2 separate regions of the Homo sapiens genome follow, and region 1 is linked to region 2. A link is a contact called in ENCODE Hi-C or POLR2A ChIA-PET data. All regions are on one chromosome and are shown on one strand. Each heading gives the region's core, a stretch centred on a gene start or an enhancer-like site at or near the end of the contact. The rest is flanking DNA. Distances are from core to core; before and after follow the strand shown. Region 1 has its middle 180 kb from the start of TET2. Region 2 has its middle 250 kb from the start of CXXC4.

Region 1 (5,745 bases), core at 63-2,562, 220 kb before region 2:
GAAAATATTTCAGATTAATATCAGATATTATTCAGGGCAATTGGACAGAAGCACACTTATTCATCTTGATGGAAAAAATGAATTTAAGGGGGCCTCTTCTCTTGGAAGTTTATTCGTTTTCTATCCAGTGTGAATTAATCAGAATAAAACTTTTAAAAAATCTGAAAAAAATGTTTAAACTCTTTTTAAATATATATTTGATTTTTAAAATTTGCAAATGGGTAAATATTTTTAATTTTTAATTTTTTTTTTTTTTTTGAGACGGAGTTTCCCTCTTTTGCCCAGGCTGGAGTGCAGTGGCAGGATTTTGGCTCACTGCAACCTCTGCCCCCCAGGTTCAAGTGATTCTCCTACCTCAGCCTCCTGAGTAGCTGGGATTATAGGCACCTGCCACCACGCCCAGCTAATTTTTATATCTTTAGTAGAGACGAGGTTTTTGCCATGTTGCCCAGGCTGGTCTCAGACTCCTGACCTCAGGTGATCCACCTGCCTCGGCCTTCCAAAGTGCTAGGATTACAGGTGTGAGCAACCTCACCTGGCCTATTTTTATTTATTTTTTTAACATTTATTTTAAGTTCAGGGGTACATGTGCAGGTTTGTTACCTAGGTAAACTTGTACTTTTTAACTTTGAGGAACCGTTTTCCATAATGGCTATACTAATTTACATTCCCACCAACAGTGTACAAAGTTTCCTCTTCCACTGACATCCTGCGTGGTCTGTGTTCTTTGAATGGAGACCAGGGACCAGGAACTAGTCTGCAGTGAGCAGGGTGTGAGGCCAAGGCACAAATCACGTGTGTGTTTATATCTGTATAACAAGAAAATGTGCCGCAGGCAGTTTTAACTTGTCTAGTCCCTTTCTTTACTCTTGAAAAACCAGTCCTAGAGTACTTTGGGGAAGAAGCCCAGAGTGGCAATTAATGTTATTCACCCTCCTCCCACTCTGTAAATATGGGCTTTTCCCATGGTTAAGCAGAGGCTGTTTATTAATTTTTTCCTGTACTTTCTCCCTCAGTGATCTCCTGCACTCGTGTGTCCCCATGAATGTGCCCAGCTGTGTGTTAGTCCAGTAATTGCTGTGCTTTAAAGCATCTTTTCTTCTCCCCCTTGAATTAAATCTGTCAATTGTGAACCAGTAAACCAGTTTTCTCAAGAATTTTCAGTGGTTTCTTATAAAATTAGGCCACCAGTACTTTCACTCTTTGTCAATCAAAAGGAGGAAATTCAAGCGAAGTCAAGGTGCATATGTTAGTGAAAACTGAACTCCGGATTGGATGTCAGGTTCTTGTTTCAGCTCTGCCTTTAACAAGCTGGGTGGTGTTGTGCAACTTAGTTTCCTTATTACTAGCATGGAGGGGTGGGACTAGAAGACTTCTAGTTTCCTCCCAGCTCAATGAAAGCAAAGAATGCTTTCTTCTTAAGTTTTATTAGTGTTTCTCAGTATTTCTTTAACCTTCCGTGGATGAACTGCCTGATACACTGGAAGTGCACAAATAGATTTAAAAGTTTCACTTATGAGGTAGGTAATTAGGTTTTATCCAGTTGCTTACAGCATGCTAGGTATTGAGGGGAAAGTTAACTAGTTTTATCAGCCCCTGGTTTGAGTAAGTAGTAGTCAGTGTTTTGAGGAGTTGGGACTAGAAGAAAGAAAGGAGATTTGTTAAAAAATAAAGGTGGGCTGCTGTGTACCTAAGCAAGGACATCAACCTTCAGTTATCAAACAATAATAATTCACAGAATGGTTTTCAGAAAATCTAAACATAGCAATTAAAAATTTCAAGCTGAGATTTGAAGAAATCTGGAAGTTTATCCTTCTGTCTCAGGAAGATTTTATATTTCTGTTTTAGCATTTGAAACTCCAGCTCCTGCCGAATGCTTCTGGTTTCAGAGAGCTCACAATATTATAAGTCCAACTGTTTTGTTTCCAGTGTTGATACACTTTACATGGGTACTGTGTTTTCCAGAGAGTGGAAAAGCACTTTGATTATATACAATACTCATGTGTGTATGATGGGAAAAGATAGTCACTCTATTTTCTTTTTTAGGGGAAGATTAACATTCAACTAAAGGATACTCTGAATGATCATTCTACTTGTGCATCTGACAGGTTAGAAACAGACTGCGAGATTACAATATATTACTACTAATTATTTCTCATATTTTCAACCTTGATATGAGCTATTTTATGATAAGCCCTTGTCTCCAGGAACCTGGAAGTTTCAAGAGCTCTAAAACAATCATTCATAGCAGACTTCTTTACCGTGAGGCTATTCCTGTGTTCATGTTAAGATCACATCATTCTGAGGAACATGGCTCAAAAGAATTAATTTCAAGAATAAGTAACATTGTCTAACATTCTGGCCGTAGAAGTGTTTTCTCTTCCTATATCATGTTTTCCACTTGCGAGGAAAATTTTTAATGAAAAACACTTTGGCAGCAAAAAGAACAAAGCTGGAGGCATTGTACTACTTGCCTTCAAAATAGTATAGTAATCAAAACAGCATGATACTGGCATAAAAACAGACACATAAACCAATGGAACAGAGTAGAGAGCCCAGAAATAAATCCACATATATATGGCCGTTTGATTTTTGACAAAGATGCCAAGAAAACACAGTGGGAAAAGGTCAGTCTCTTCAATAGATAGTGTTGACAAAACTGTGTATCTACGTGCAGAATAAAAATGGTCCCTTTTCTCACCATATACAAAAGTCAACTCAAAATGGATTAAAGATTTAGATGTAAGATATGAACATGTAATAATACTAGCAGAAAACATAGGGGAAAACTCTATGACATTGGCCTGGGTAATGATTTTTTTAATATGACCCAAAAGCATAGGCAAGGAAAGCAATAATAGACAAATGGGATTATACCAAACTAAAAAGCTTCTGCATAGCTAAGGAAACAACAGAGGGAAGAGACAATCAGTGAAATAGGAGAAAATATTTGCAAGTAATACATTTTATAAGGGATTAATATCCAGAATATGTAAGAAACTCAACACAAAAAGCATTAAAAAATTGCCTAAAAACAAATAACCTAATTAATAAGTAGAGGACCTAAACAGACACTTCTCAAGAGAAGACATACAGATGGCCAAAAGGTATATGAAAAATGTTCAGTATCACTTATCATCAGGGAAATGCAAATTAAAACCACAATGAGATATCACCTCACACCTGCTAGAGTGGCTATTACCAAAAAGACAAAAGATAGTTGTTGGTGAAGATATGGAGAGAAAGGAAACTTTGTACATTGTTGGTGGGAAAGTAAATTAGTATAGCCATTATGGAAAACAGTATGGAGGTTCCTCAAAGTTTAAAAATAGGGGAGGAGGTTTAAAATGGCTGACTAGAAGGATTTCATGCCTGCCTCCTCTACTTAGAAGAACCAGAATAGTGCATAGACGGTCATAATTTGAATATACTATCCAAGAGAGAATGCTGGCATGCAACAGGGAAAGGACAGAAAACATGAAAAGCAGGAAAGAGGAAGGAAAAGTGGCAGCCTGCCTGGCTGGCATTGGCTGGGAGCCAGAAGTGACTTCACAACCTGGGGAATGGGTGAGTGAGAGATTTTCAGTGGCCTACATCCCCACCATGGAATCGTGCAGTTCTGGCCATGGGAGAACCCCTTGACCCACCCAAATCCTGGGACTAACATACGGAGCTTCTGGAAGATGATGGGACAGAACTGCTTCAGGGAGGGAGCTCGCACTGGGTCCCATACCCTTTCTGAGACCCAAGCTGCTACATTTAAGACTCCATTTCCAAACCTAGCAAACTGCATGCTCTCCTGGGGCTCAGTGGTACCAGGACTGAGGAATTATGGAAACTTGGGCTGTTACTGCTGGGACAGGAGAGCAAGCTGAGAGCCCTCCTGCAGTCAGCCAGGGCTAAGAAGCAAGTGAGGCATGAGCTGCAGTGGCCAATTTCAGCAAGCAAGTGATGCTGGGATCTGAGATGGAGATGCAAGTGGGGTGCAAGCTGCTGCTAGAACTTAGTCACAAGCTGGGTGGGTGCTCCTGCAGCCAAAGTGGGGTATGAGCTAGGTGTGCCAACTACTGCCACCAAGGCATGGGGGACAAGCCCTGCTGGGTCTGGGGTGTGAAAGGAATGTGGGTTCCCTACTTGCCAGACCAGTCTGTGGGCATTAAGGATGGCTTTACACTCTCCAAGGATAAGACCTAAGCACGGCTGCTATGTATGGCCCTTCACCCAAGCACTCTGCCTCGGACCTGAGGGTTGCCGTGTCTTAACCAACTGCAGCTGGTAGCTGTTCTCACAGCTGGCGGGCTTAAGCACAAGACCACTTGGCCCAGCTTTGCTCCTCCTCAAAGACAGAGCACATAGATCTTCAAATCAAATCAATTCACCACGACAGGCACCTGAGCACTCCTCCTGGGAGCCTGAGTTTGGGCCTAACCTCCTGGCTGCTAACATCTCAGCTGGCACTTTCCTGCAAGTGATAACTGTGGGCTTGGAGACTGGCCCACCCAGCCCATCACCACCACCATCAGTGTCAACACATACAACTTGGGATCTAGAGAATTGTCTCACCACTGCAACTGTTGTTGCCCATGCCATGCCAGCCTCCCAGGCATAAGAACCCACCTGCCCATCCCATCCACTGCTGCCATTTCCAGTATCTGAGCATGCCATTAGGGGTCCAAGAATCAGCTTGCCAGTAACTACCAGCATAGGTGCCAACTTATGCTGCCCTGGGGCATAAAGATAGGCATGCTCAGCTTATTGCTGCCACCAATTGGGGCTGAAGACTGAAGTACCCAGCATCCTAGTTCTCAGCACAACTTCACCACAGCCTCCAATAATAACCATACCTAACCTACCAAGGAAACAACATATATCAACAAGGCTGTTTCCAGCTAAAGAAATCATATAGAGACTACTGAGTACACCAAAATCAAAGCTTGAGTATCTGAGCCCTTCCCTAAAAGAGGATATTGAAAAATAAGAAAAAGTAACAGTTACACTAGATGTGCAGAAATCAATGTTAAAGACACAGAAAACATGAAAAAGCAAGAAAATGCGATGCCCCAAAGGAACAATAATTCTTTAGCAATACATCTTAATCAAAAAGTAGTTTTGGAAATCAAGACAAAGAATACAAATGATTGATTTTAAAGAAGCTCAGTGAGATACAAGAGAATTCTGAAAAACAATACAAAAAACAACCAGGAAAAAAATCAGGATATGAATGAGAAATTTACCAAAGAGATGAAAACCCACAAAAGTATAAAACTTACTAGTAAAGCAATTATTCAGAGGATGAAAAGAAAGCACTCAAATGGTACCACTGCAGAATTCTATCAAATGACAATAAGAGAAAAAGGAACAAAGAATATATAAAACAACCAGAAAATCATTAACAATATGACATGAACAAAGCCTCATATACCAATTATAACCTTGAACATAAATTATCCACTTAAGATATAGAATGGCTGAATGGACAAAAAATTCTAATTTTATGTTGTTTACAAAAAAATTCACCAGTAAAGGCATATATATTTGGCGAGTAAATGGACGGGAAAAGGTATTTCATGTAAATAGAAGTGAGCAGGAGTAGCTATACTTACACCAGATAAAACATACTTTAAGTCAAAAACAATAAAAGATAAAGAAGATCATTATATAATAAAGGGATCAATTCAGCAAGAGGGTATAATAATACTAAATATATATGCACCCCACCCTGGAACAACCTGATTCATAAGGCAA
Region 2 (5,610 bases), core at 238-2,737:
TAAAATACTATCTAAAACAGTTGTTATTTAAAATATAAAAGCATAATAAAGCTAAACAAACTGCAAGCTGTAAGATGTTTGGAAAATGATTTGAAAATAATCTTATCAACTTCCCTTCCAGTAAACCTTTTTACTTTTGTTCCTGAATTATAAAATCAGAAATTTGAAAAGTATGTTACTCTTATAGTATAAAGCAAAAAAGGAAAATACTGACATAGGAGTATCATAGGTATGGGGCAAAAATAGCTTCAAAAAAAAAAAATCATTTAGCCTAGGTATGTTGCTCATCCTCATTGCCCGCTGGCCTAGACCATAACTCAAAGGCCAGAGGAATTGCCAGCTGGCCCTGGCTTTACTGTCTTCTAGCTGTGTTTTTACTTGGTAAAGAACCTTTAGCTCTCTGGGCCCCAATTTCATCATCTGCTAAAAGAGGGAATTTTTTTTAACAGGCATGTTGTTATGTAAAAATGAGAAACTATATTGTCTGTAAAAAATATCTGAATGAGCTATAAGATAGTATACAACAGTAAAATATTGTAAGTATTGTTCATATCTCATTCTTTCCCAATGTAACTTCTAATCCTTTGTTTTTTAGGAAGATAAAAATTGCACAGATACATTTGTTATATAGAAATACACTAAGCTTTTTAGAAATCTTTCAGAATGCATTACTATTCATCCTGCTAGATTCAGTCTTAGGACACCTCCACGATGTCATTAACACTTTTGGGTGCTTATAGAGTAAGTGATTGTCACAAATCAAACCTTTACATTTCAAGAGATAAGCAATGTGAGTAAATAAAATTTCAAAATAGAGAATTTAAAATGAATTTCCTTAAAATTAGAGCCTAAAGTTATTTTGGTGCCTTTAGACATATTTTAAATGAAATAAATTCAATAAAAGCCATATGGTTTATTAATATTTAGCTCTATTTCCCTTTACAAAGGACCATAGTATGATTTTAAGAAAATATTTATTTCATGCAGCTTCAGAGTTGTTGTTGTTCTCCTTCCTTGTATAATTGCATCCATCTTATTTTTTCCTCTTAGAATCAGAGTTTCTATTTTTGCTAGCTTGTGGTGCAGATTTTACTACTAAACACTGGGAATATCAAACTGGGCAATCAAATAAGCTTTCAAGGCTCCCACTCCCTTGAGACATGAGCAGGACGCAGGGCTAAATTTGGGGTTCCAATTCCTACCCCTCAAACAGTGGCAGGCTGAAGCCACACTTAGCCTTCATACAAGATTCATGATAATCCTGGGACTGGCTTGGCTCTGACACTGTATTAGATATGTGAAGATCCAAGCTGCTCTCTACATAACTCAGGGCAGAATAGGGATTGCTTTGTAGGCACCCTGGCTGTTTTAAAGTTTTCTTTTAACCAAGTGACTTTGAAATTTCTCAGTATTTTTTTTGTGTGTGAGTGAAAAGAGAGTCAGACAGAGGAGAGCTGACGTTCCCCAGGGGCAAATCGTGTTTTCGGTTCCTCTTTATACCAAAGTTTTTCTTGCATTTTATCTTATGTCTCCTCCTACAAGCTAAAGATTTGAGCAGTTCTTTTCTTACCAAATTTAAGGGATGAACGCTGCAAGGACATGTACCGACCATTGGATCTTAAATGCTTTACTCAAAGTACAGAAGGTAAATGCAGAAGTTTTCATTAATCCCTAACCACATTATTTGACACCTAGGTCTTTTTTATTAGACACTTATGGAGAAGCATTTGTAATCTTTACTTCAAAAACAAATGATAAGATGTCACTTTAACAGTTGCAGCCTTTATCAAGAGTTAGCTGATTGTATTTTATGTTTTTGTTTTTGTTTTTATTATGGGAGAAGAAGGCAATAAAGAAGGAAACAGACTTTCATAGCTCAAGACCATTTGGTCTTTACCGCATAACTTAATTGGATCCTCACAAAAGTCCTAGGGAGCAGATATTATAAATGCAATTTTAGATGGGCAGAAACAGGATCAGGAAGGTTAGGTGATATATTCAAATCACACAGCTAACACATAGTAGATCCAAAACTCAAAATCAATTTTGTCTGATTCTAAAGTTCATGCTTTTTCCACTGGCTACTAATGCCTCATAGAAAGGAAAGAGATTGAGGTACCTGACCTAGCCAGAGAACAGTGAGATTTATGTTCCAGTTCCCTGGTTTCTGAACAATTCTTCCATGAAATGATGATAACACCACCATATTATATTCCAGGGTTGCCAAATACATGGGACCAATACAAAACAGCATCTCCTCCTCCTGCCTGCTCAGGTCCTTCTGAAACCTCTGCGAACACTTCCTCTCGGGAGAGTTCTACCACGCTTTGCTCTGTTTTAGCATTTTCTTATTGAGACACCTGCCTCCTCACCTCATTTGTCCCATAGTGTTATAAAACAGAGGCAAACAAATGTTTTTAGAGAAAAAGCAAGGGAATAATAATAAGTTAGTTAGGACCTACCTTCTTTTGGATTAAAAATGATGCACGAGGTATTTTTGTGATACGAGTCCATTGCAACTTCTAGTGAAACAAACCTTCCCGTGAAGTAGATCAGAGATAACAAGAATCACATTCTACACATGCCTAAACTCTAATTCTTTTTTCTATGCCTGGCTTGAATCAGGTAAATTTTAATCCTTTATTTGTGACTGAAAACAAACTTGGCTACTGTCTGGGTGGAAGCAAAGGTAAGGACCCCTGTAGGTGAGAGATGTAGTTGGATATTGATTTGGTCAGATATACTTTACCTTATTTCACAATAGAGGACTGTATTTGGGGCTCCTGAAAGGGTCTAAAAAAATGGAGTAAAAACATACTAACCCCCAATTTTTCACTGTAAACTGTTTATCAGAATCTTTAGTAAGTTTCCCTTGCCTTTTTATCTGATTTTTAAAATCTGAGTGCACAGAATCAATTTTTCATAAAACTTGCAAGTTTTGAGGCTTTTGCTGCATGTCAGGCACCGTTCTAGGTATTGAGAGCAACAGCAGAAAACAGATAGATTTTGGTTTAAGTAGCTCATATTCGTGTGTGTGTGTGTGCGTGCATGCACACACACGTGGTGAGGGAGTGTTTATGTATGTGTGGCAGGAGGGACACAGATAACAAACAGATACATATAAAATATATAAGGTGGCAAAAATAAATCCCCATGATAATGAGTGCCATAAAAAAATAAACCCAGAAGGAGCTAGAAATTGGCTGGGGTTGGGGTGGGTAGTTTCTCTTTTATATTGAATAGTAAAAGAAGGAACCTCTGATAGGTTATTCTTTGAGAAGAAACATGTTTCTGACATTTTTCAGAAACAGCAAGGAGGTCAGTGTGACTTGAAAAGAGAAATTAGGTGACTGGTAGGGCAAGCAACAAAAGGTTAGACTGTACAGGACCTTTTAGGCCATAGCAAAGACATTGTATTCTACTTTGAATGAAATGAGAAGCATTAGTGGGTTTTGAGCGAAGGCTCACTCCAGCTGCTGTGTTCAGAAAGAATAGAGGAGCAAGCTGGAACTTAGTTATCTTTATTAACTGCCTCTGGACACACTTAGAGGGTTGTAGAGGGGATTGAGTGGTATAATACATACAAAGAGTTATTGCATGAGTTAATACATCCTAAATTCCTAGAACATGAAAATGCTCAGTGTCTTCGTTTGGGAGCCAGCATAATTAAGTGTTTTAGAGATGGTCCTGGGCATGTCCCTGTCTAGATTCAATCCTTGCTCCATTTCCTACTTGTTTGATTTTCTAAAAGTTACCTAACTCCTTCATTCCTTGAATTTCTCATTTGTAAATGTGAATAATATAGTGTCTCCCTCACAGGATCATTGTGAGGATTAAAATTAGTCTATGCCTATGAAATATCTATGGCATCACTGTGCACATAGTAAATATTCAATAAATGTTATCAATGTCACTATATAGCTTTTACATTTTACAAGGTGGTTTCAGGTTTTCCATCTCAAAAGCTCCTTATGAAGTAAATCACATAAATACTTCTATTTTTGTTTTGTAGAAAAAGGGATTGAGGTTCAGAGAAGTGAAATGACTTGCTCAAGATCACTTAGCCAGAAAGCAGTGGAGTGGAATCGAGCCCAGATCTTCCAAGTATTCTTTTCATTATATTCGGCTGCATTTGAATGTTTACGTATGTGTTAGAAGAACTCCAGGTCAAGCCTCTGAGCTCCAAATTGATGATTCTTTTTCTTTTATCATAGGTCTAACTAAAATATTTGTATAATGAATGAATGTATGCATTAATAAAAGAAAGAAATGAAACGAGAAAGGGGAATCCTTTATAAAGAGGACAAGTTTAGGTTGCTAGAACGTGCAGCGTGGATTTAGGAGACTGGATACCAATCAGTTGTTGACACATTGTATAATTCTGAGAAAATTGCCTAACATCTTGAGTCTTTGGTTTCTTCATCTGCTAAATGAAATCTCAGTATATTCTCATATCTGCTGGCTAGATTTGTGAAAATATATGCCAAGATAAAGATGGAAACACTTAGGAAAAAATGCTCCATATACCACATGTGTTGCTACTATTAAACTTCTCTAAGAAAATTCAGATCTAGACACCTCTAAAATACCTTCTGGGGTTGGTTAGTAAGCATTTGCTCAAAAACTTGAATTTTTGCACTTTTTTTGGTGGGGGAGGGAGAGTATGGATTAAAAACTTTTTTCTAGTGGCTTAAATTCATGGTAATTTTCCTAACTACCTTAGAAAAAGTTGTCCAGTCTCACCTTCTCCTTGATTTTCATGGTAAAAGTGATCACCTGGTGACTTAGTCCTTTCAGGATGCTATAACAAGATACCATAGACTGGGTAGCTTATAAACAACAGAGATACATTTTTCACAGTTCTGGAGGTGGGGAAGTCCAAGCTGGAGCTGCTAGCAGATTTGGTGTCTGGTGAGGACTCTCTTCTGGCTTCATAGACAGCACCTTCCTATGTCCTCAGGTGGTAGAAAGGGAAAGAGTTTCCCTGGGATCTCCTATAGAGTCAGTAATCCCATTCATGAGGACTCTGCTCTCATGACCTGAACATCTTCCAAAGGCCCCACATCCAAGTATCTTCACATTGGAACTGTTTCCACATATGAATGTAGGGGCATACAAATATTGAGACCTTAGCACCAGCAGGCTCTCTTTCCCAACCATCCGCAGCCACCCTTATTGGGAACAGTTAACACAACTTTATTGATTTTGATAAACATTTATTGAATATCTATTATGTACCAATCATTCTACTAGGGAAGGCCAAAATGATAAGACATCATTTCTGACCTTATGGAGTTCAGAATTGAATAGGAAATGCAGTCTCACAAACCATACAGAGATAACATGTGATATAAACTCTAATGGAGACCTACAAAATGCTTTGGGCATGTAGTCTAAAATATGCTTAGCCATGACTGGTGTTGGATGGAGAGGATTGGATGGAGAAGGTGCACCAAAAATGATGTTCAAACTAAATATTAAAGTAGAGACTGGGGCCTAAATGAGTGCTGGGGACTTCGAAGAAGCAGAGTCTGTGAGTTTGTTCCTTTTATTTTTAAAAAAATTTAATTAATTTATTTATTTTGCCACAGAGAGAAGTTTTTTAGCAGG

What was found. Hi-C counts contacts between places; a loop is a spot of excess contacts on that map. ChIA-PET counts read pairs that join two places held with the same protein, here RNA polymerase II (POLR2A). Pooled maps may share reads with other maps.
Region 1: a map of GM12878 shows a loop between it and region 2 (2.0-fold over the local background). The contact joins two enhancer-like sites. A Hi-C loop is called at or near these places in 1 of 168 maps with a recorded cell type or tissue (GM12878), 12 of 37 single-sample maps with no recorded cell type and 5 of 50 pooled maps. POLR2A ChIA-PET finds 5 or more read pairs at or near these places in 1 of 52 experiments (PC-9).

What each region holds. Positions count from the first base shown.
Region 1 is chr4:104,962,383-104,968,127 of GRCh38, reverse strand. No RefSeq gene overlaps it. Among named protein-coding and RNA genes, the nearest start is that of TET2, 180 kb to the left of the region's middle. Within about 2 kb of position 1,312, at least 11 of the 41 ENCODE cell types and tissues checked have a DNase peak (open chromatin) inside an H3K27ac peak, as active enhancers do; they include GM12878, where a contact is called at or near this core.
Region 2 is chr4:104,739,213-104,744,822 of GRCh38, reverse strand. No RefSeq gene overlaps it. Among named protein-coding and RNA genes, the nearest start is that of CXXC4, 250 kb to the right of the region's middle. RefSeq lists enhancers at 1,348-1,497, 1,528-1,757. Within about 2 kb of position 1,487, at least 2 of the 41 ENCODE cell types and tissues checked have a DNase peak (open chromatin) inside an H3K27ac peak, as active enhancers do; they include GM12878, where a contact is called at or near this core.